Linked DNA regions of Homo sapiens: all the other regions are linked to region 1. The links are chromatin loops, found by intact Hi-C in ENCODE. Cell type or tissue: chondrocyte. All regions are shown on one strand.

What was found. Peaks named below come from ENCODE experiments on the same cell type or tissue, not always from the same donor. Only the 100,000 strongest peaks of a DNase experiment are listed, where the experiment ranks them.
Region 2: a loop joins it to region 1, with 12 times the contacts of the local background. A loop is called at or near these places in 15 of 110 quality-filtered maps.
Region 3: a loop joins it to region 1, with 7 times the contacts of the local background. A loop is called at or near these places in 105 of 110 quality-filtered maps.
Region 4: it touches region 1 in a loop (2.7-fold over the local background); 8 of 110 quality-filtered maps call a loop at or near these places.
Region 5: it touches region 1 in a loop (5-fold over the local background); 44 of 110 quality-filtered maps call a loop at or near these places.

Annotation. Positions count from the first base shown.
Region 1 is chr17:56,590,086-56,595,085 of GRCh38, reverse strand. NOG (noggin) reads right to left here and starts at 1,387. Exons shown (of 1, transcript NM_005450.6): 1 at 1-1,387. The coding sequence starts at 862. The coding sequence ends at 164. RefSeq lists a silencer at 2,325-2,534. In chondrocyte, CTCF peaks have their summits at 273, 2,212 and 2,423 (motif pointing left); DNase peaks (open chromatin) are centred at 235, 868 and 2,292.
Region 2 is chr17:56,937,830-56,942,829 of GRCh38, reverse strand. COIL (coilin) reads left to right here. Exons shown (of 7, transcript NM_004645.3): 6 at 707-795; 7 at 3,676-4,631. The coding sequence ends at 3,759. Among named protein-coding and RNA genes, the nearest start is that of COIL, 21 kb to the left of the region's middle. In chondrocyte, CTCF peaks have their summits at 2,526 and 2,753 (motif pointing right); no DNase peak of the experiment used is centred here.
Region 3 is chr17:56,713,272-56,718,271 of GRCh38, reverse strand. No RefSeq gene overlaps it. Among named protein-coding and RNA genes, the nearest start is that of C17orf67, 120 kb to the left of the region's middle. In chondrocyte, CTCF peaks have their summits at 1,937 and 2,183 (motif pointing right); no DNase peak of the experiment used is centred here.
Region 4 is chr17:56,697,605-56,702,604 of GRCh38, reverse strand. No RefSeq gene overlaps it. Among named protein-coding and RNA genes, the nearest start is that of NOG, 110 kb to the right of the region's middle. RefSeq lists enhancers at 1,929-2,905, 2,682-3,881, 2,906-3,882. In chondrocyte, no CTCF peak of the experiment used is centred here; a DNase peak (open chromatin) is centred at 2,864.
Region 5 is chr17:56,677,139-56,682,138 of GRCh38, reverse strand. No RefSeq gene overlaps it. Among named protein-coding and RNA genes, the nearest start is that of NOG, 86 kb to the right of the region's middle. In chondrocyte, CTCF peaks have their summits at 2,601, 2,807 (motif pointing right) and 4,906; no DNase peak of the experiment used is centred here.

The DNA of each region.
Region 1 (5,000 bases):
ACCAGAAAGCTAGGTCTCTGTAGCCCAGAAAAAAAAAAAAAAAAAAAAAAAAAAGTTCATTGAAAACCCTCGCTAGAGGGTGGTGGAACTGGTTGGAGGCGGTGCAGGGGGCGTCGGTGGGGATCGATCAAGTGTCCGGGTGCGGGCAGGGGGCCCCCGAGTTCTAGCACGAGCACTTGCACTCGGAAATGATGGGGTACTGGATGGGAATCCAGCCGCAGCGCTGGCCCCCGCGCCGCTGACAGCGCCACCGCAGCACCGTGAGGTGCACGGACTTGGACGGCTTGCACACCATGCCCTCGGGCACGGAGCACGAGCGCTTACTGAAGCAGCTGCCCACCTTCACGTAGCGCGGCCAAAAGCGGCTGCCCAGGTCGTTCCACGCGTACAGCACGGGGCAGAATGTCTGCGACCACAGCCACATCTGTAACTTCCTCCGCAGCTTCTTGCTTAGGCGCTGCTTCTTGCCCTGGGCCAAGCCCTCGGAGAACTCTAGCCCTTTGATCTCGCTCGGCATGGCCCCCGACGGCCGCTGCCGCAGCAGCTGGTCCAGCTCCGCCAGGTCCTCCGCGCCCCCAGCTGCACCCCCGCCCCCGCCGGGCCGGTCCTCGGGGGGCGAGGTGGCCATGAAGCCTGGGTCGTAGTGGCCCCCGAGCAGCGAGCGCAGCAGCGTCTCGTTCAGATCCTTTTCCTTGGGGTCAAAGATAGGGTCTGGGTGTTCGATGAGGTCCACCAGGGGCAGGTTGTCGCTGGGTGCCGGGCGGATGTGGAGATAGTGCTGGCCGCCGGCCGGTGTCGCCCGCAGCCCCAGGACCACCACCAGGGCGTAGAGGGTGACCCCTAGGCTGGGGCAGCGCTCCATGCCTCTGGCGCGCGCCCGGGGCTGCTGCTTCGTCCCGCGTCCCCGGAGGAGAGCACGCCGAGCCCGCGGCGCCGCCGCGCTCCCCCGTCTCTCCGGAGGCGGCTCACCCGAGGCTGGGCAGGCGCAGGGCCGGCAGCATGAGCCGCCGGGAGAGCCCTTCGCGCAGCGCCGGCTCCCACCGGGGCGGAAGAAAGGCACACAAGTTGGCCGCAACTCCTCTCCCGGGTCTACTGGGGAAGGCGGCCGCGGCTGGGCATCCGAAATTACTCCAGGGCGACCGCGGGGCGCGGGAGGCGCCGGCTCCTCGCTGCCTTCCCGGGCCGGCGGCGGCGCAGGGCGCGTGGACGAGCCGCTCTCCCCTCCTCCTCTCGCTGCTCTTCGTCCGGCCGCTCTGTGCAAGCGCCGCTGGCTGAGCTGGTTCTAGGGGCACTTCCCTCCGCCTGCTCCGGGCTCCGCGGCCGGCTCTGCCCGGCGGACTCCAGCGGCGGCGGCGGCGGCGGCGTCCGCGCACGTTGGCACCGGTTTGTCTGTCTCGCAGGGTCCAAGCCTTTAAATTTCCTGCACTTTCAGCTCCATCACCATGGAAACCACTGACTCTCTCGGCGTTGCCCCCTCCCCCTTCTTCCCCCCAAACAACAACCCCACCCCCCACTTCTCCACCCCCGAGGAGCTGGAGCTGCACAGGCTCCGGGGGAAGCCGCCTGTACTCGCCGCGGAGGCGGCGGCGGCGGCTTCGGCAGCGCCCAGGGCTGTGCCCCGCCGGACCCAGATGCCCCGGGAAGCCGACAGTCCGGCTGCCCGCCGGAGCTCACAGGCGGCGGCGGCGGCGGCGGCAGCGGCGGTGGCGGCGGCGGTGGCGCTTGGCAGGTCTCCGCGCAATTTTCTCTCTCCCCCACCACCCACCCCCCTTCTCCTCCTCCTGCAAAATGCACCGCCCCCCTCCTTTCTCCTGGAGCAATGCAACTGGGGCTCTAGGCGCCCCGCCAGGGCCAGTCCTGGGGAAAGCTCGCGGCGGCGCTGGAGCCGGGCTGGAGGGTGCAGAGCCGGTGTTTGGGGAGGGGGGGCGGTGCTTGAGGTGGGGCTGGAGGGTTTCTCACTAGCTGGGTGCTTTGCACTGGGAGGGGAGCAGCGGGGAAGTGCTGGGGGCTCGTTTCTCGGTGCATGCAGTTCGGAGCAAGAAATTTCTCCATGTGCATGGAGCGTTTTCCCCGAGCGCGTCTTCTTCTCTCCCGGGCTCTTGCTCTAAGTCCCCTCCCCCCAACACACATATATACACACACACACACACACACACACACAGCCCCTACCCCACCCCCCTTTGCACCAGGGAGTCCGAGAGCCGCAGCGTTGCGCAGCGTGATGTAATTCTTAGGAAGCACTCCTGTCTGTCTGCCCCTCGGGCCCACGAGGGGGTTCCGCTCCTCACCATCCTCCTCCTCCTTGGCCGGGTCCTGCACCCTGAGTGGCCTAGCCTCAGGGGCGCGACTGGCTCGCCTGCGGCTCCCCTAGCCCGCCCGGCTCCGCGCGGCCGCCGCTCGGCTCCCTGGGGGCGGCGCGCCCTCTGCTGGCCCGCTATGAGCCCTGCACCTGGCGCTGGCGGGGGCGGCCGTGCGAGGTGGGTCGGCCGCTGCCCGCTCTGCCCAGTTCAGCTTCTGCTTCTGTGTCCCTGTCACTTTGTGTGTGTCTGCGTCTGCTGACTGGTCCGTTTTGGTTCTGGCTATTTTCCCGAAGGTCTCCAGGCCCCCAGTGTAAACAAACTTCCTGAGATTCCTTCTCGGTCCCCTCAAATTTCACAAGAATGCGTGCAGCACCTTCTGCCTCAGGTAAATCGGTCTCTGGTCTCAGTGGGTGCGAGTGGGGACCAGAAACTTGAAAGGTGAGCTGACAGCAGAGGCACCTGAGTCTTGCCCGGGGTCCACCCTGATATAACTCGGACAAGTCATTTTTCTCACTTTTCGCATTAGTGACGTAACTATTAATAGATTTCTCTTCCAGCCCTACCTTTCTGTGATTTTAAATAAACCTCCACGATGCTTTCTCTTGTTCAGAAGCAGTTTCTCTTTGATGGGAGATGGGTACTGAAGGGACACCTCCGGTTAATTTCCCCTTGGACGAGGAACTCAATCTCAGCTTTAAAATGCAAACTCAGTTTTCTTTGTGGTGAATGTGATTGGAATCTGGAAAAAGCTGGAGAAGAGAGACTTGGAGTGGATGACTCAAGTATTTGCCAGTCTTCCATGGAGTGGGAGTTAAGAGGTCCCATTGTGACAACCTAAATCGCTTAACTTTCTTTCCCCAAAGATCTGGTTTTTCCTTTCAACCTGCCCCACCCCAACTCCCAAAGTTTATCATCTGTCTAAGGAAGAAAACACTTTGTTGCATACTACAGTCTTTCTGCAAAACCTCTATTAAAAGGGGTGGGCAGTTTCCGCTGAAAGCGTTTCCCTCAATTTTAAAGTCTAGACAACTAGAATTAGACTATCAAGGGACTGCTCAAAAGGAGATCTTGCTTTGATGGATACTGGAGTTAACAACAACCCATTGGTTGTTTGAATTGGGCTGACTTTGAAATAATGTGTGATTAGAACCTGGTACAGGCCGGGCACGGTGGCTCATGCCTGTAATACCAGCACTTTGGGAGGCTGAGGCAGGCGGATCACTTGAGGTCAGGAGTTGGAAACCAGCCTGCCCAACATGCTGAAACCCTGTCTCTACTAAAAATACAAAAAAAAAAAAAAAAAAAAAAAATTAGCTGGGCGTGGTGGCAGGCTCCTGTAATCCCAAGTACTTGGGAGGCCGAGGCACGAGAATCACTTGAACCTGGGAGGCAAAGGTTGCAGTGAGTTGAGATTGCACCACTGTACTCCAGCCTGAATAACAGAGTGAGACTCTGTTCCCACCTCCCCAACTCCTCCCCCTCCAAAAAAAGAACCTAGCACATAGTAGGCTCCTAAGCATACCTCTTTCTTTTTTATGTGCTTTATGGGGATTCAGCACTAGTTTGTTTCCTTATGAAGATTACATGTTCCAGAGCAATTTTGTCACTGATGTGAATTAACTAAGAAAATTATTTAGTGGAGTTCAAGGGCTAAACTCTAGCTCAGCCCTCCTGAGATGGTAGGTTCCAATTAATGACATTATATCATGCTGGTTTCTGTTCTTTTAATCCCCCTCTTCTCTCCTTCAAATCACCTATTTTTGCTTGAAAACCAACCCAGATCCTTTATTTAGTTGGGCTGAGCAGATTTGACTGAACAGCAAAAAAGGTCCCTCAGGAACCAGAAACAAATCATGCTTGAGAACAGATTGGGTGACCTGTTTATGGAGTATCTACTGGGTGAAGACCATCAGGAAAAATACAAAGAAGAAAAAATTCATAGTCAGTCTCCATCCTGCAAGACTTTTGTAGTACAGTTAGGGGAGATATGACAACCACAAGAAGAAATAGTAAAAGGACATCAGAAAAATTTATAAATTCCCATAACAGTGTGGACTAGTTTTTTATAACCTTTTCTTTTTAAAATCCATGTCCCCTTTTGATAGATATAACAATATCATGCTCTTCTTTGAATGTTGTTTAAAGTTTTTAAAATACATTATTATAACCAAAAAGAAGCCCAAGCAATTATGTTAGCTATACTGTTTTCAAACCATATCTACCCCTCTTCAATGTGAAGTTCTGAAATGCCACATTTGGGAAGCTTGCAACTCCTAACTCTGTGCCACACTGGAGTAGCCCATGCGCTTAGGTACTGAGTGAACCTGGGGATGTTGGTATCAGAGACTAGGAAGTACTAAGACCTTAATGGTAGAGCTGAATTTTAGCTGAGCTTCATGAAGAAGGATGTATTTATCTGAGTATGGAGAGGAAGAGATTTGAGAGATAGGATATACATCTACATGAAGAAGGGAACCACACTTGTATGAGGGACAGCCAGAAAATCTGGGGATATGAGAGGTGGAAGAGGAAATGTCCCAGACAGGGAAGCACCACGACTTTTGGACCAGGTGGATTTAAGTTGGAATTCTGGCTGTGCCCCTCACCGGCTGTGTTACCTTTTTAAAACAGTCATCTTAACCACCCCGTTTCCATTCTCTCATCTGTAAGATGGGGATGATACACACCTCTCAGAATCAT
Region 2 (5,000 bases), 350 kb before region 1:
AAAGCAAGGACTGAGGCCGGGTGTGGTGGCTCACGCCTGTAATCCCAGCGCTTTGGGAGGCCGAGGCGGGCAGATCACTTGAGGCCAGAAGTTTGAGACCAACCTGGCCAACATGGTGAAACCCTGTCTCAACTAAAAATACAAAAATTAGCTGGGCATAGTGGTGCATGCCTGTAATCCCAGCTACTCAGGAGGCTGAGGCACAAGAATCACTTGAACCCAGGAGGTAGAGGTTGTAGTGAGTCGAGATTGCGCCACTACACTACAGCCTGGGCGATAAAGCAGGACTCTGTCTTAAAAAAAAAAGGGGGACTGCCTGTGTTACCAAGTAGTAGGAAGCATATGTGATTTCTAAGGACAGAGCAGCATTTCATATTACCTTCCCTTGTTGAAACACATAAATTAATTAATTTTGGGGATTATCTTGTGGTGCCATATTCAATTCTGGTAGTACTAATGACAGTTCATCAAGCTTATGAAGGAAAGATTTTCTCTGATAAATGGCTGAGAAGTCCCCCTGGTCCAGAGTTTTTCTCAGGATCCCCCAGTATTGAGCACCCTGTGCTTTCCTGTACATACCCAGCCTTCACATTAATTGACAGTTTGTTTGTGGTTGTTTTCTTAATGATATAAATTCCCCATAGAGGAACATTTTTAACTATTGAAAAATGACTTACTCTCTTTCCTCCCTATCTTCTTGTTTCAGCCTTGAGAGAACCTGGGAAATTTGATTTAGTTTATCACAATGAAAATGGAGCCGAGGTAGTGGAGTACGCTGTGACACAGGAGAGCAAGGTAGGTGTGCTTCTCTTCTTGCGTTGCTTGGCCATTCGTTCTCTCTTGACCAATTACCTGTGGTTTGGAAGGTGACATTGCACTACAGGCCCTGGGGGGAATCTGACCTTCTTATGGTGTGGCAATACCAGTGCCAAATCAGGGCGCCATCTTGGCCCTCATAGAGCCTATGTGACAAGATGCACAAATAACAAACTTTTCTTTAAGAGTGTACAGTTGTTTAAAATTATAGCTATATAAGGATTCCAGTAGGAAAGGGTAGCATATTTAGAAACTTTATTGGCATACACGTTCAGAGAAGTGCATATAACTACATGGCTTGAACAACTTTCACATGAACATACCCATGTAACCAGACCCAGATCAGGAAATAGAACATAACACCCACTCCCAGAAGCCTCTATTATGTCCCCTTGCTGTCACCACTATCCCCCAAGTGTTACCACAGTTCCAACTTTTGTTTTTTTGAGAGAGTCTCACTGTGTTGCCCAGGCTGAAATGCAGTGGCATGATCTTGGCTCACTGCAACCTCCACCTCTCAGGTTCGAGCGATTCTCATGCCTCAGCCTCTGGAGTAGCTAGAATTACAGGCGCTTGCCACCTCACCCAGCTAATTTTTATATTTTTGGTAGAGACGGGGTTTTACCATGTTGGCCAGGCTGGTCTTGAACTGCTGACCTCAAGTGATCTGCCCACTTAGGCCTCCCAAAGTGTTGGATTACAGGCCACCGTGCCTGGGTGAGCCACCATGCCTGGCCCGAGAGTTCCAACTTATAATAGCACAACAGTTTGAAGAGTGACATAAAATGATGATCTCATCCTCTGACTTTCTTTAAATCCTTAAATTGCCATTTTGGGAAGTATATGGTTTATACCTTTTTTTTTTTTTTTTTTTTTTGAGACAGAGTCTAGCTCTGTCACCCAGGCTGGAGTGCAGTGGCGTGATCTCCGCTCACTGCAAGCTCCGCCTCCCGGGTTCACACCATTCTCTTGCCTCAGCCTCCCGAGTAGCTGGGATTACAGGCGCCTGCCACCACGCCTGGCTAATTTTTTGTATTTTTTTAACTAGAGACAGGGTTTCCCCGCGTTGGCCACGATGGTCTCAATCTCCTGACCTCGTGATCTGCACGCCTCGGCCTCCCAAAGTGCTAGGATTACACGTGTGAGCCACCGCGCCCGGCCGATTTATACCTTTTTAAGCAGCCAGACCTACCAGAGTTGCTGGCAGTGGCTAGCTCATTAGGTTATGGTGGCATTAAATGGAAGTTAGATTTAAGAAAATGCTCTCTTTTAAGGTGTTTATACTTGAAATGTTATAGATATTATTCTGTAAGTTTCAATATTGCAAACATATTTTTTCTGAAGTGTGAACTTGTAGAAACCCTAGCCAGACTGTGTTTTACCTTGTCTTTAAGGTAGATGACACTTTTAGGGATTTATTCCAGAAACACATTTTTAGTGTTTGTGGTAGGATCAGCAGATTTGGCCTGGTCTCCTGTATTTCTTTATTTGCAATAGTTTTTTTTGGTTGAAATTGGAAACCGCATTGGAAAATTAAACCTTGGAGGCTTTTCTCTCTATGCCCTAAACAGAGACTTGAAGTAGAATAGAAAGCCTGTAATTAGGCTGGGCACCGTGGCTCATGCCTGTAATCACAGCACTTTGGGAGGCTGAGGCGGGCCGATCCCTTGAGTCCAGGAGTTCAAGACCAGCCTGGGCAACATGGCGAGACCCCGTCTCTACAAAAAAATACAAAAATTAACCGGGAGTGGTGACACATGCCTGTAGTCCCAGCCACCTTTGGGGGTGGTGGGGGCGAGGCAGGAGGATCGCTTGAGCCCAGGAGGTGGAAGGTGCAGTGAGTCCTGAATGCCACTGCATTCCAGCCTGGACTATAGACGTGATACCCTATCTCAAAAACAAAAAGCCTGTAATTACCTTTTTTGACACTAGATGGCCCTCATTATTCATTCATAGGACCAAGCCTTAGAGTTTTTCTCTTGGTGGGCTGTGAAATAGTTCCTGTTTTTAGGTAGTGTAGGATAAGAACTACAGAGCGGCGCAAAAGGGCATCAGCAGCCTAATGATACCCATCTGGACCATGTCTAGTTGCCAGAAGGTCTCCAGGCCACCTGTCCACAGGGCAAATCAAATGCAGGGGTTGGGGGAGCTACTCCCTCCCGCAACCCCTGCATCTCCTGCTCTTAATCAAAGAAAGATGAAATATGTTTAATGTAAAATTTAGCTTCATTCTAAGTAAATGAGTTATTTATTTATTTATTTATTTATTTTCCCAGCACAGAGTTTCACTCTGTCACCCAGGCTGGAGTGCAGTGGCGCGATCTCCGCTCACTGCAACCTCCACCTACTGGGTTCAAGCGATTCTCCTGACTCAGCCTTCCGAGTAGCTGGGACTACAGGCATGCGTCACCATGCCCGGCTAATTTTTGTATTTTTGCAGAGACACAGGTTGGCCAGGCTGGTCTTGAACTCCTGACTTTAGATGATCCGACTGCCTTGGCCTCCCAGAGTGCTAGGATTATAGGCGTGAGCTACCATGCCTGGCCTCTTTTTTTTTGTTTTGTTTTTTAATTAAAAAAAATAATAGAGATGGGGTCTCACTAGGTTTCCCAGGCTGATCTTGAACTCCTGGGCTCAAGCATTTCTCCCCCTCGGCCTTCCAAATTGCTGGGATTACAGGTGTGAGCCACAGCGCCTGGCCTAAAGAGTTACTATACTGCAATTGAACTCAGTTTATTGGAACCCAAATTATTCCCGTTCTTCAATCATTCTACACAGACGGAAAATTTACGTGGCTGAATTAACCGGTATGACCTCAAAATGAAGTGCCTAAACTGGGTATTTTGTCTTTTTCCTCAGATCACTGTATTTTGGAAAGAGTTGATTGACCCAAGACTGATTATTGAATCTCCAAGTAACACATCAAGTACAGAACCTGCCTGAGTATGACCTCTCCACCTTATAGTTTATGAATGTCTTGTTTGTGAAAGTGACTATAACCCAAACTTTTTTTTTTTTTTAAAGAGGATTTGGAAGTTGTATGGATTTTTTTGTTATCTTCACTTTACTGCATAGGAAACAATCTACCTCATCATTTAAAATGACATGGGTGTCGGTTTTGTAGATCTTTGGTTTTTTTGTCAGGTTTAATTTCAGTTAACAAAATGTAAAACATGACATTCCCTGCAGATATTGTTGTATACCAGTATGGTTTCTTCTCTTTCTTTAAATGTTTTTGGCCATCAAGTAGCAGTCGTCAGTAGGAGTTTATAATACCAAGAATGTGCTGCGTATCTTGTCTCAATAAGTTTTAAGTAACATTTAAAAATATTAAAGCATGTTATTTGACCTAATTTTTTAGCATTTGAGTTGTTCCATTAAATGGAGCATCTTGTAAATTTCAAGTATTTTATACTTGCAATTGTTAAGAGTTAACAGGTAGTTGGATTTGTCGCAGACAATGAGTTAAGGAATCCTTTCACGTTTTTCCCAACTTTAAAATTAAGGATTCTCAGGTCCCTGTGTAGAGCAGTGAAAATAAGATGTGCGTATGTGTGTGTATGCCTGGAGAATTGGTGTTTCACTTCAGTGAGAGGATTGGCTGTGAGCTTCAGACCAGGAAATGTGTCATCTTGCCAGGCACCTGGCTGAGTGTGCTGGAGTGAGGATCTTGAACAGAAACTTCCTTTTCTGTTATTATTCACTACGAAGCTAAAATGGCCAAATATATACCGTGAAAATTGGTTTCATTTAACAAAAGATCAGATCCCTCCTTCAGCTGTACACATTTTTAAATAAAATCATATTGAACTAAACATCTCTACCGAGTTATCATGTTGAGTATTGCAAATTATTGTCTTATTTTACAATAACGTGAGAGATTACAATTTTCTGTAATAAGAAGGTTTGCTTTGACTGATGAGTCTGATGTTGCAAAGTTTGGTTCAGTGGAGTTCATCTGATCTGGGAGCCACTGTGCCAGTGGAGATGCTGGCCAGTTTTACTTTGCATGACATGAATGTGTTTCAAAATGTGCATTTATTGATTTGTAATGAGAAGTATTACTCCCGAAAGGATGAGAGTAATGTGAACGGTGGGATCTTGGCACTGGGGTTCTGTGTAGCACAGTTGCCTTCCAGGGTTTGGAAAACAAATTAAGATAACTAGTGAACATTGACCAAAGG
Region 3 (5,000 bases), 120 kb before region 1:
TATTGTTGTACAATAGCTAATGGTTAATGAGCTCTTGCTCTGTACCAGGCAGCCTTCTAAGTACTTTATGTTATTTAATCTTCACAAAAGCCCTAGTCTACACTTTACAGAAAAAGAAATGGAGGCACTGAGAGTCGAAGTGACTTATCCAAGCCCACCCAGCCAGGAAGTGATACAACTTGGATGTGAAATCCAGGCCCTAAGCCCTTAATTGCCTTGCTCGGCTGCCACTGAAGAGTGAATGAACACAGTAGGCTCTCAGGAAATGAAGCTGCCTGGGTGGTAGTTTCCACTCACTTCTCTTGGAACTGATCAGCAAGGGCACCTAGAACCTGTGGGCCCCTCTTCTACCATAGCACCCTTATAACATGGCCCTCCATCCCAGCCTCCTCCAGCTGGTAGGGCAGAAGGACACTGGAGCCTCAGGTAGTTTGGGGGTTGAGGGAGGACAGTGGTGTAGACACTTGGGGAAGCTGTCCCAGGCCATTGGTGAGAAGTTCACCTTGGAGAGAGGATTCACAACCGAGGGGGTTGGGGATGGAGGTGTCGCCCGTGCCAGGGCAACATAAGTAGGGAGTGGGCTTGCCTGGGCATGTTCTGGGTGATGTGATTCAGGCCTTGCACATCTGCAACCCCAGGGAAAAGGGACCAGAGTGGAGGATAAGCAGGCTTAAAAAATGGCATTGAATTTTAAAAATTGCATTTCCTGAATCCCAAAGCAGAGGAAGCACCTCAGAAGACACAAAGGATGAGTGTGGAGAAGGCACTTGGTGGACACTGCTCCGTCTCTACTCTAAGTCTTTCTTTGCTCAGGCTGTTCACTTTGCCTCAAGCTCCCCTAACCAACACCCCTGCAGTCCCAGACCACACATCATGTTCTCTCTGCATCTTTCCCTTACCCGGGTTGACCACAACCTCTTTGGGCAAGGGATTGGGTTTTACTCATCCTTGAATCTCCAGGTCCTCCCATTGTGCTCCACGCTTGGTAGGTTCTTTCCTGTGTTTGTTGAAATGTTCGATCCATCAGACTCCCCCAGGATGAATTGGCTACTTTCTCCTCTGTGCTATCTTTCTAAACAGTACACATTTCTGTCAGAGTACCTGGCCTGTCGCAATTCAATATTTCTTTCTCTCTCTCTCTCTCTCTTTCTTTCTTTCTTTTTTTTTTTTTTTTTTTGAGACAGAGTTTCACTCTTGTTGCCCAGGCTGGAGTGCAATGGCGCAATCTCTGCTCACCACAACCTCGGTCTCCCGGGTTCAAGCGATTCTCCTACCTCAGCCTCCCGAGTAGCTGGGATTACAGGCATGCGCCACCACGCCCAGCTAATTTTTTGTATTTTTATTGGAGACGGGGTTTCTCCATGGTGATCAGGCTGGTCTCAACTCCCAACCTCAGGTGATCCGCCCACCTTGGCCTCTCAAAGTACTGGAATTACAGGTGCGAGCCACTGCGCCTGGTCAGCAATTAAGTATTTCTTTATTATTCTGCTGTCTCGGTTAGAATGCAAGCTCCTTGGGGACAGGAGCCATGTCAAAACCATCCTTGTATCTCAAATGTTCAGTGCTTTTGTTAGATGAATGAATGAATGGGTGATCTCCTTCTTTGCCAGTGCCCGAGAACCCTAGCTTCTCACAGGTGCTCCCCAAGCAGGTCTGACCCTGAAGCAGTGGCCCCAGAGGCAGAGGGTGGCTTCAGAGGTAGGGAGCTGGGCCCAGGAGAGGGCTCGCTACTGAGTGTTTCTTCTTGAAAACTTGCCCCAAACACACAAGACATAATGTTGTCTAAAGATTAGGTAAAGCTTTTAGGGATCAGACACATGCAGTTGCTTCCTAAACATAAAAAATTGCCATGAGTGTTCACTAGATGCCTGCCACTAGACCTAGATTTATTTCATTTTTGATACTTACAAATAAAGTATCATTGTTTTCATTATACAAATAAAGAAATGGAAGCTCAGAGAAGTGAAATGTCTTACCTAAGGTGGATGGAACCCAGTGTTCAGTTTCTTGGACACTACCAGGTTTTCTTCTCTTAGGGAAGAAAATAGGTCAGGTTATGCTTCCTTCCTGACTGTGGGGCCTCTTTCAACCAGGTTCCTCTTTATGGGACAGTCTTTTTTTGTGTGTGTGACGCCAGCCTCCCTAGGACCAGACTAGGTCTGAAGCCCCGGGCGAGATTTGCCAGATCTTATACTGACCACCAGGTGGTGCTGTTGGCCCAACGTATAGTCTTACAGCATCGGCCTGGGAAACGCTAGACTTGATCAGGAAAAAAGCTTGCCCTGTTGAAATAAGAGCTACCAGTCCTTGAGTCCTGCCATCTGTCTAAACTGTGTTTCCACAAGTCACCTCATTTGGGCTCTAAACAGCCCAAGAAAGTTGTCATCTCCATTCAACTGAGGGCTCAGAGAATTTATTATAAATAATTGGAGCTAGGTTCTCAGTTACAGGTTGAAGAGCCAGGGACTTGAAGCCAGGTCTGCTTGATTCCAAATCTTCAGATTCTTGGGGTTCAAAGGAAGTGAGGCCTCGCCTGTGAGTTGCACAGCTCCCTTCCAGCCTCTACCTTACCTGGACTGGGTGGGGATAGATTGTCTGGAAAATGCCTGTGCAATGACAGGCCCCTGGGCCAAGTTTTAAAGAACTCGGGTTTGCCAGGGTCCTGTGAGGGATGTGGGCCCCTCTATGCTACCGTAGGGCACTGTACCATTTCTTTTCTTGAGAGATGACATTATGCATTGACCTTTACCCACCTCAGCGATTCTCTAGGTGGAAACAGTATGCTCACCTTATAGTTATGGGATAATTCATGTGGCCCCTCTGGTAAATATCACCTGCATCTTCTTGTTTCTGGACTTATAAGTCATCTTTTCATTTTCCTCATTTTTCAAGCATGTTTTGGCCTGGATTGACTGTTGTCATTGCATAAATGGAAATTTAAAAAATCAATATTTTTTGGCCCTGTGTAAGACAATGGGAGATATAGGAAAGGCATTACCATTTAGTAGAATGAGAGTATAACACAGCATTAACAAAGTGAGTGCCCAGCCATTGACATCCTGGGAGACAATATGAGGCTGTTCTTGTGTTGCTATAAAGAAGTATCTGTGACTGGGTAATTTATGAAGAAAAGAGTTTTAATTGGCTCCCAGTTCCACAGGCTTTACAGGAGGCATGGGAATGCCTTAGGAAGCTTACAGTCATGGCGGAAGACGAAGAGGGAGCAGGTATTTCACATGGTGAAAGCAGGAGCCAGAGAGTGAGAGTGCGGGGAAGGAGGTGTCGCACGCTTTTAAATGACTGGACTCTCCTGTGAACTCGGAGAGGAGCACACTTAGCACCAAAGGGATGGCCTAAACCATGCATGAGGGATCCACCGCTATGATCCAAACACCTCCCACCAGGCTCTACTTCCAACATTGGGGATTACATTTCAACATGATATTTGGGTGGGGACAAATATCCAAATTATAGCAGAAACTGATGGGAATGTGGCCCAGGCATGGTCCCACTGGCCATGATGAAAGCTTTGGTGTATGGTCTAGGATGTGCTAGGGAAGGTGAGTGGGTTGTTTCTAATTCCCAAAACAGCCTGTGAGAAAGGTGTTATTGTCCTCATTTTATAGATGAGGAGGGAACACCCAGTATCCTTGTTCAGAGTATGGGATCTGGAGTTGGGTACCTAGATTTAAACCTACCTCTTCCACTGATTGACAGGCTGAGGTCTGCCTGGCCCATCTCTGTACTTGTAGGTGCTCCAAGGTGCCTCCTACTTCTGCAGCCATCAGCCTCGGACCCTCAGGAGCCCCAAGGGGGTTACTTAGAAGGGGAGGTCCAGGCAAGAGAGGGGTCAGCCTGGCGAAGATCAGACTTGAGCTGAGTGTTTTCAGGTGCCCTCAGGGCGGCCTTTGGGATCTGGGACTTTTGACTGCCTGTTTTGCATCCTACACATTTCCCACCTCCTGTGGCCCCTGGATTCTTAGCCTTCCTATGTCTCTTTGCCCAGACTGGTAATTCCCATCTTCTTTTCCCAACTACCTGGAATCCCTACGACTTCTTGCTCTTTATACTCTTCCCTGCAACCTCAAAAAAGGGGCTGGGTATGGTAGCTCATGCCTGTAATCCTAGCACTTTGGGAGGCCGAGGCGAGAGGATCACTTGAGGCCAAGAGTTCAAGACCAACCTGGGCAACATGGTGGGATGTCATCTGTATGAAACATGAAAACAATAACCTGGTGTGGTGATGCATGCTTGTGGTCCCAGCTACTTGGGAGGCTGAGGCAGGAGGATCGCTCGATTCCAGGAGTTTGAGGCTGCAGTGAGCTATAATTGTGCCCCTGCACTCCAGCCTCGGTGACAGAGCAAGAGCTTGTCCCCCCATAAATGGAAAAAAGAGTCACTTGAGGTTGTCCTGCCCATCCTGTGGCCTCTTTGCGGGTCTGACCCTTCTGCTGGGACTTCATGAAGATGCTCTTCCTTCTCTTCCCTCAACTCCCCATATTCTCTTTGTCTAAATAATCAAATAGAAAATATCTGAAAAGAATCAAATGTTTGCTTGATTTTTCGGAAGAAAGTGGACCCCAGGTTTTTTCCAAGGGGACTCCTGGATGCTCCAGGCCTTTTGGCCAAGATGAACACTGCCTCCTAGTTGGGAATCTTTCTCAAATTCACTCCCTTTAGAGCTGGCTCCTCTCCTCAAAACTCCAGGCATCCCATCTTGTCCCCAAATGTCAGGACCAGGCTACACAGGAATCTGAGCAAGGAAGAGGCCTGTGTTCGGCTCAATTCCTGGAGCCCAACAGGACTTGATGATTCCCTCTGTTGTTAAACCCGAGCTAGGCATTTTCTAGTTATTATTTCTAATCCTCTAAACAACCCTGTAAGGTAGAGATAGTTGTCCCCATTTTACATATGAGTTAATAGGGTACAGAAAAGTATGGTTCTAGGAATCACACAAGGGTTTGCCAGGGTTTCTGTGGGGGGTATGTGGACATCTCTAT
Region 4 (5,000 bases), 110 kb before region 1:
AGATGGCACCACTGCACTCCAGTGTGGGTGACAGAGCGAGACTCCATCTCAAAAAAAAAAAAAAAAAAAAAAGAAAATTTAGTATACATAGTGTGTCAGGGTGCTGCTGTGGATAATAGTAACACCACCTATCATTTATTGATGACCTATTATATGCTAGGCACATGTGATCTATCTATCTATCTATCTATCTATCTATCTATCTATCTATCATCTATCTATCTATTATCTATCATCTAAATTTCACTTCCACATCTGCCGTATGAGGCAAGTGGTAATTAACTCTCTTTTACAGATAAGGTTCACAGAGTTTAAATGACTTGCCCAAGGTCCCATGTCTTGTCAGTGGGGACACTTGCAGGAGAACCTACATTCACATTGTGAGATCCTGAAAGGAAAGATGCAAAATCCACTCTCAACATTTTCAGTGACCAACGCAAACATGAGGACATGACCCTCTAACACGCTCGCTCACATCACCTACCGGGTAAAAGCAGCCACTTGCTGTTTGCCTTGACACTGAGGTCTGAGAGGAGACTCCTCACAGGTCTTCTAGGGAGACACTGAGTGATGTTGGGAATACTAGTGATATCCTAAGCCCTAGCAGTGATGCTGGGGGTGATATCCCTGGGAGAAGGAGAGAGAGGAATGGTGAGAAGTCTCTTGGGTTTTAGCTTGGCCGAGGAGGCAGTAGGATGACCTTCCTATGAGTGCACAGAGAAAAGAGTTCATGGTCTGCAGTTTGAGGATGTTGAGACTCAACATCAGTGGTAGCCTGCCTGCCTCTCTTCTTCCCCCCTACCTCCTTCCTCCCTTTCTCACCCTCTCCTTCCTTCCTGAGGGTGAATTAAAGAAGACAATAATTGACTTTAAGAGCCATCTTTTGTTTTCTGCTTAAAACAAAATAACTGTATCAAGTCCTACGAGGGGATTAAAAGTGATTTCTCGAGAGTTAGATCACTTACGTAAGAGAAGGATGCTAATGAGTGAAGTAACACTGAATTTAACAACAAGAAATATCATCACTATCAGAATTTTTTGAGAGGCAGTACACGTTGATGGCCTCTTACTATTCATCCCCAAATTAAATCATGGACCCAATGACACTAGGTGGGCCACGTGTGGCCTGTGGGGTGGGTTGCTCATCATGGCTTTACATATTTTGGGTAGAATTCACCCAATGACTTTGCGCTGAGTCCCTAGGAGCACCCACCCAAACCAGCTGTTTAAAAAGTGAGAAATAAGCCTATCTACAGATGGTTAGTTGCCTCATTCTCTCTTCCAATCAGATGAGCGGATTCTGACTTTTAAGTGCACCCCCCCTTCCCTGCCCCAGCAATCCACCATATTGCCGTAAGCATGTTTGTACCAAGTGTGGACAGCTGCCAGGGTTCCAGGCTCCAGCCCCTGGTGCTTTCCCTGCTCCTTCAACTTGCTGCTCTGCATCTGAACCCTGGCTCCGCCTCCGATTTCTTTATCTGTTCTGCTCCTTCCCCTCCCTCTGGCTCCCCAGTTCGTGCCTGGCCCAGCGCACTGCCTTGATCTTGTTCTCCTGCTGGGTACAGGCCCAGGCTGAGGGTTCCCAGCACAGGGATTTGAAAAGTGGGCTTCCATAAAAAATGATGAGTTCATGTCCTTTGTAGGGACATGGATGAAGCTGGAAACCATCATTCTCAGCAAACTATTGCAAGGACAAAAAACCAAACACCGCATGTTCTTACTCATAGGTGGAAACTGAGCAATGAGAACACACGGACACAGGAAGGGGAACATCACACACCGGGGACTGTTGTGGGGTGGTGGGAGGGGGGAGGGATAACATTAGGAGATATACCTAATGCTAAATGACGAGTTAATGGGTGCAGCACACCAACATGGCACATGTATACATATGTAACAAACCTGCACGTTGTGCACATGTACCCTAAAACTTAAAGTATAATAATAATTAAAAAAAAAAAAAAGAAAAGTGGGCTTCAGAGTTGGGGGAGCTGGAGTCTAATGTCAGCCTACCATCTGTTAGCTCTGTGACCTTAGGCAGCCCATGCCACCTCTCTGAGCCTCAGTATACTTGTCTAGAAGGTGGAAACGATTAGATCTACCTCACAGAACTATTGAGAGGGTTGGATGTGAGAGAAGTTGGCACAAGCCTGGTAAGTAAGAAGCACTCAATAGGTACTGGTTATTATTGTTACCAGTGTGAGATTTTTTTTTTGACCAAATCTCGCTCTGTTGCCCAGCCTGGGGTGCCGTGGTGCAATCTCGGCTCACTGCAACCACTGCCTCCCAGGTTTAAGCTATTCTCGTGCCTCAGCCTCCCCAGTAGCTGGGATTACAGGCGTGCACCTATTTATCATGCCTGGCTAATTTTTGTATTTTTGGTGGAGACAGGGTTTCACCATGTTGGCCACACTGGTCTCGAACTCCTGACCTCAGGTGATCCACCCACCTTTGCCTCCCAAAGTGCTGGGATTACAGGCGTGAGCCACTGCACGTGGCCACCAGTGTGAGATTTTGAGTCCATCTGCATATGGGGTACTGGGAGCAATACAGAAAACCAATGCTTTTAAACACTGCATTCTCAAGGTTTTTTTTTCCAAATGTACAACCTCATAATAATAATTCCAAGGTGTTATAATACTCTCAATTTGGTGATGAGGAAACTGAGGCATAAAGGGAGAAATGAGGACACTTAATGTCACAGCCGGCAAATGGTGAAGCCTGGACTTGAACCCAGGCCTCCTGAGTCCCAGTTCCGGAAAGCAACACAGGCGGCTGCTTTGATCTTCCAAAGCTGCTGTCCAACAATGTGCCAAGAGGAAGACAGAGCAGAGCTGCTCCTCTGGCCCGGCCCCTCCGCCCTGATTGCCGGGTGGCGGGCCTTGCAGGAGGAATTCGAGCGGCTGGCTTGTGCTCATGCCTGAGGAATGTCTTGAGAAGTCGTGCCTAAGCCCTCTGTATCTGACTCATCATCTCCCCGTCTCCAGGAGTGTCAGAGAAGAGCTCCCTTTATCCCTCCTGTCCTCGGTCCCAGGCTTTCATTTGTCAAACTAAAAATATTCCCTCCGGGAACCTCCTTTTGCCAGAGGCTGAACGAGGTATAAGGGGAAAGGCATTTTAGTGTCACTTCCTGACAGCGCCTTGTTATTGTTCCTGGGCCAGAGGAGCAGAGCCGGGTGGCAGGAGCAAGGCGCCTCTGTCATTCTTGGGCCGGGGCCAACCTGTTCACCTTTCTCCTGCAAGCAGCCTTCCCTTTTTCCTCTCTCAAAGCTCCAGACAATAGTCCATCAGTCTGACATGTAGCCTTGTCCCGGTCCCTTGGGGCTGTGTGTGATTCATGCCAGGTGAGGACTACAGAATGCCAACTTCATTTCCTTTGCAGCCTAAGGGCTGGCACAGTTTGCACTTGTCTGCAAGGCTAGTTTACTGATAAAGAGACGTAGAGCTCGAAGGTAAAGGAAAAAAAGGGTAAAACAGATGAAGGTGGAACTCCCCAAGTAGGACAATGGCAATATGGGGAAGCCATCAAGATTTGTCTCCTGTTTCTCTCCTTCCTTTCCTTTCTTCGTTCTGTCACTTCTGGCAGCCTGTTGGCCCCAGGGCTGATCCCAAGAGTCCATGACCTTGACTTGGCCTAAAATCTTGGCTCATAGCCATAGAGCCACCTCCCTGGCCCCACCAGGGAACCCACTTCCTCGGTGGAAATAGAGCATAGTGAAATCAAAGGAGCACAGAATTTGGATCCAGGCCCCCCTTACCAACTAGCTGTGTGAATTTGAGTAAGGTATCTCATTCTCTGAGCCTGTTTCCTCATCTATATGGGTGGATAATAGTACCCATTATACCAGGCTATTGTGAAGAATAAATAAGGTGGTGTGTATAAAATAAGTCATACTATGCCTGTCAAACAGTAGGGTCTTGAATCATCATCACCATCATTGTTCCTCCAAGACCTTGCAATGGTGCCACTGCACCACTGGAATCAGAAGACCTTGTTCTAGTTTCAGCTCTGCCATTAACCAGCTGTATGGCTCCAGGCAAATCCCCTAATGTCTCGGAATCACATGTATTAATTTGTAAAATAAAGAAGAATTTAGGCTTGATTTCCTCTAAGATGCTTCTAAGATCTAAAGTCTGTGGTCATCGAGATACCTGAGAGTAGACATTCATGGAAAATTTCATTCTTTTAAAGAATATAAGAATAACCTTAGTCTAGGCAACATAACAAAACCCCATCTCTAAAAAAATACAAAAATTAGACAAGCATGGTGGCACGTGCCTGTACTTTCCGCTACTCAGAAGGCTGAGGTGGGATGATCACTTGAGCCCAGGAGGCAGAGGCAGTAAGTTGAGATTGCACTACTGTACTCTGGCCTGGGTGACAGAGTGAGACCCTGTCTCAAAAAAAAAAAAAAAGAGTAAATTGGCCAGGTGCAGTGGGTCCTGCCTGTAATCTCAGCACTTTGGGAGGCTGAGGTGGGACGATCAATTGAGCCCAGGAGGCACAAGCAGTAAGTCGAGATCACACTACTGTGCTCTGGCCTGGGCACTTTGGGAGGCTGAGGTAGGAGGATTGCTTGAGCTCAGGAGTCCAAGACCAGCCTGGGCAACATAGGGAGACTCTGTTTCTACAAAAAATAAAAAAATTAGCTGGGCATGGTGGTGCCCTCCTGTAGTCTCAGCTACTTGTAAGGCTGAGGCAGGAAGGTTGCTTGAGCTGGGGAGGTCAAGGCTACAGTGAGCCGCGATCATGCCACTGCACTGTAGCCTGGGTGACAGAGTGAGGCCCTGTCTCAAAAAAAAAAAAAAAGAAAAAAGAAAAAAGAAAAAAAAAGTAACTGCTTGCTGTGGACTAAATTGTGTCCCCTCCAAATTCATAAGTTAAAGCCCTAACCCCCAATGTGACTATATCTTAAGATAAGATCTTTAGGACATAATTAAGGTTAAATGAGGTGGTACCCTAATTTAATAGGACTGTGGCCTTATAAAAAGAGGAAGAG
Region 5 (5,000 bases), 87 kb before region 1:
TGGGGCTGGGGAGCCACAGTCAGTAACTTTTAAGTAATTGTGGAGAATAGAAGGTGGTGCCAGAATCAGGAACTGGTCAGAGATTATCCTGATTTTCATAAAAAGAAAAGAAATTGTTTCTGGAAACTTTAGACAAGTAGATTTGAGGTAGGTGACAACAGAGAAGCAGGATGCATTAAAAAGCAGATGGTGAGTGAGCATTTAGGAAGGAATGCAGTGGTCAGTTGAAAGCAACATGACTTCATTGAGCACAAGTTATTCCAAAGTAACCTCATTTCCTTTTTTGATAAAGTTACTATGTTTGTGAATCAGGTGTCTGCCATAAACATTGCAGGTCTTGATTTCAGCTTAGGGTTAACAGTTTCTCTCATGGTTTCCTTGTGGTTAAGATGGTGAAATGTGGGTTGGATGAGAGCAGTGGTTTTGTGTATTTGCAGCTGTCTCAACAGCTGAATCCAAAGAGTGTTGAGTATTGAATGGATGTCACAGACCAGGTGCTGAGCCCCATCAGGGTGGTAGGGAGAGAAGTCACACATTGGCCTGGGCCAAGGGCTTGGCTGGGAGCGAAAGTCTGACACTCTGGGTGAAATAGTCTAGAAATGGGCAGGACTAGTGCCAGCAAACCCCAGACCTGTCACCCAGGGACCAAGGGTTAAGCAGCGTGGATCAGGTGGACACAGGATGGGGGTAGAAGTGAGAAAGATCATGGAGAAGACCTAGAGAGGAGGATGCAGACAAAGACATGGATTTCAGGAGGGAGGAAGAGGAAGGCGGGATCAGAGGGAAGTCAAAGGAAGTCATAGGAGTGGGTGTGCATAGAGTCCTGCTCCAGGTTCCTGCTCCTTGCTTCTTGAAGGTGCATGGGTCCAACTCATGACAATGGATATCAACCTTCAAGGAGGTTTCTTACAAAGTGCCAGCAGCTCTAACCTTGATCCTGTCTGATTTATCATTAGATGAAAATTCAGGAGGCAAACTGATCAAAGGTGTAGATGTCACACATCTGAGAGGGAGAGTTAATACCAGAGGTGACAGAATGAGGGCCCAGAGTGGTCCTGACAGGTTGGAATGTTGGGTCAAAAACAATAAGACACAACTGAACAGGCCTGAATGGAAAGTCTGGCATTTACATGCAAAAAACAAGCGACAAAAAAACCAGAGGAGGGCTCATCGCCTTGGCAGGAAATCACGTGAAAAATATCTGAGGCTTTTCCATGACCACCAGCTCAGAATAAGCCAAGAGTGTGATATGATTGCTAACAATCCAATGCAACAAGAGACAGAAGTATTCAGAGAAATCTTCTGTACTCATGGGAAGGAGTGTTCTCATTATATTTTTAGTCAGATGATATCTGGAGTATCATATTCAATTTGGGGCATCAGATTTTGGGAATGGCATTGATGAATCAGAGTGTGCTCAGAGATAGACTGCTTAAGATGAAGAAAGTTCAAGAAATTATGTGGTGTGAGGAGAGGCTGAAGGATCAGAGAACATTCTGCCTGGAAATGCAAACAGGATTTGTGAGAGAGATGCATGCCATTGAGGAAGAAGCTGAGGTAGAACTAAAACCAAAGGGTGCAAGATATAGGGAATACACCTTCCTGTAAATAAAGACAACCTTTCTGATCATTATAATCAAGAGAAATAGTGTCAGTTGTATACCACTTACAAGTGTCAAAAGCAGGAGCCCATTTGTAAGGTGAGCTATTATTTCCATGCTATGGATCCAGGTAATTGGAACGATCAAGAAATTGCATCCTGCTGTATCTTCAGCACCTAGACCATGACCTGGTAAATACTTGTTGAATGAGTGAGATATCACAGACATTGAATGCCTTCCCCAAGATTGCACAAATGGATTCTCAGGGTTTCTGCCTTTCTGGCTCCACTGCATGCCTTGGAGCAACTCTCAGATGCCCCAGGCTGTCTTGGGGGGTTGAGGTGTCTTGTCTTCAGAGACCACGTGGACATCTGCCGGCATGTATTAGAGAGCTTCCTGGCATAGGGTGGCGGGGGTAGGGGGAACCAGAGTATCTAAAAAACCCTTCCAACTCAGAGGCTTCCCCCAGAATATTCCTAATCTAAGGAACTCTTAGTTGCTGCTTATGAACCCAGGAAGGGTGTGGAATCCGTCTTCACACAGACCCAGCCAGCGGCTGTGGTTGATGCTATCTTCCCCTGGAATCTCTTCAGTGCTCTCCCTCTAGATCCCTATCTGGGTGTGGGTGTGTGTATGTAGTGCTTCTAAATCCAGACACATAGGGTAAAATTTATACATACAAGTTACCAAGAAAGACAGAATTTCAGCTTACTGGGCTGCCTGATGCATGCTTTTGATTTGTCTTTGTTGCCAACCTCTGTAAAAAGTGTAAGTCTTCATATCTGCTTTGTTAAAGGCGAAAACTCCTTTTCTCCAGAACATGGATTCTACAGAGTTGAGGCCATGATCATCTTAAGTGAATTCAAATATATATTCTTTTTACACTGACCTCCAGGATGGGCCAAGGAAAGTGTTTTTCCCTCTTATAGCAAAAGTATAAATTATGATACACCTAGAAAGTCCTCACCCCTTTAATTGTGATGGGGATGAGGTGATCAGACCGAGGGTCATAAAATCGACAATGTCAGCCTATGTTTGCATCAAGTTCTTCTTTCTCCTCCAGGAGAAGTGCAAAAGAAGTCTCCAGTGAATGGAGGGTCCCAGTGGACCACCTTCCAATCCGCAGAGGCTTGGCTGCCTGTCCTGCAGCCGCGTGTATTACTAAGTGGTGTCCAAAATCTCCACTAGGTGGAGAAAAAGAGCGGTTACGAAACGTACAAAGCCCCAAATCAAAAACACAGTCCAAAGAGTAAAATCCAATTCTAAATGGAACTCGAAAACTTGAGAAGTAATTTAAAGGAACCACATTAAATACTAGAATGTTTAATGGGGCCCATGTGTCCTGAGCAGAGAAAGAGAGTGCGAGAAATGGAACAGAGGAAATCAGGGAGACAATATGTCTGTGCGACTTGTTCTAATTAGGGGCACAGCGCTGCTGAGGATCATTCATTATAATTTGGTTAAATCTTCAGTATGGCCAAGGCACCTCTGCTGAGTGGTGTAAAACAAAGGGCTCCGTCGTAAACGGGGTGAGCGTCTCTCCGTTGGAGGTTAACGCCAGTCACTCGGGAGGGCCCAGGGCTGTACATCACTCTCCTGCCAGCTCTTCTTTATGACTCCAACGCTGGGCTCCAGCTAGCAGATGTCTGCAAATTTCGGGGAGGAGGGGGGAGGGGAGCCGGGGGAGGGAGGGGGCCCCCGGCGCTCATTGTCTCCAACTTGTCTGTCGCTTAATTCAGTATCTCTGTCTGCCGCTGGAGCGGGATAGGAAGAGTTCAAAGGAGGAAATCAAAACAATCCATAGATCAGAGCTTGGGAGTGATCGGTGTGGCACCCAGAAATCACCGGCACTCCTCCGGCTCCGCTTTGAAATGTGGACGCCAGCGATGATTTAGTGCGCCGCGCCGGCGCTCGCACCAGCAGCACGTGGAGCGCTTCCTGGGGGGTTATTTTTTTAGAAAGGAGAAGGTAGCCAGAGGCTTGGGGGGTGGGGGGTGTGGTGGTGTGGGTCAGGTTCAGGTTTGTCCCAGGCTAGAGGCGGTGTTTTTAGCTCAGAGCTAACCGTGAGGTGTGCGTGATAAGAAATATCTGAGGTGGAGTTGAATTCCCCCCTGCGCTGCCCTCAGTGCGCACACAGTGCAGCTCAGTCGGGTTTTGAACACTGCAGCTCAGTTCCTTTGGCATGGGTGCTTCACCCAGGCCTCCTACCAAGCTCTCCAGCTTGGGAAGGTGCCGTTGTCTGGTTTATGCTGTTGCCTTCTATCCCACCCCCAGCCAACCAGCTGCTTTGCTGTGACACAGACAGGGCCTCTGCCAGCCTACGGGGTATCCTTAAGTACAACGTGCCCCCTCTGGAAATAAGGGCAGAGCTTGGCCAGGCTGATAGTGCCTTTCTTGAGCTGACACAGCCTTGAGTCAGGCACATGGCTTGTCAATTAAAACGCAGGTTGGATTTCTACCCCTGCTTAACCTTGCCACTAGGTATCTTTGTGCAAAACACAGACTACCCATCCTTAGGCATCTGTCCTGGGGATGGGCAGACTACTAGGCTAGGGCATTTTCCCAGTTACACTTGTGGGTTTGAGCCCCAGACTGATTGTACAAACAAATATTCCCGGCTGTTAGATCTTATGCTGGTTATTGACTGGGCCTGTTTCATTGGATGAGGAGGAGCTGCATTTCCTGGCTTCACCTCCACACCTAGGTGGTCTACCTGCAACTGGATGCTATTGATCAGGTTGAGGAGGAGGGAGAGAATAGATGAGTCAGAGTGACCTGTTCTGTGACTAGTGAAAAGCAGAGGTGCAATAACTTCTAAAGGTAGAATAAATGCTTCAATCCATGTTTCCACCTCCCCAGTTGGGCTAGATACCCTTGTTCTGTGATGTGTATTTGTCCATTCACTTGTTTGACTTCCCCCTCTTAGACTTAACTGTGTAGTCCCTGTTCACTTTTAGGTCCCGATACCCTTTGAGGTGCCAGATTCAATAAGTCCTTGCCTCTTCATATGCGAAGAAAGTACTTTCTACTCTCTTGGCTCTTATTTAGCTGAGTAATTGTAATTTAATTTATTGATCATTTATTGAGCACCTGTGATGCTGGCACTGTGCTATGTGCTAGGAACATAAAGATGATTAAAATTGGTACCTGACCCTAAAGAATTTATACTCAACGGTAAAGTAAGGAGAGAGCTATCTGGGGAGAACTGACAAGTACCCTGCTAAGTTGCAATGTGTAAGCCTAAGAATGCTTATGCACTAGCTACAGTGGGGTCCTAAACAAGGGAGTGATCCAGTTTGAGACAGCCCTAGCGGTAGCCCTGAAGGGGCTCTGGAATTGTCTTATCCAGAGTTCAAGCATGGAGAGGTGTCCTGCTTGGAAAATTGCATGCAGCAACCA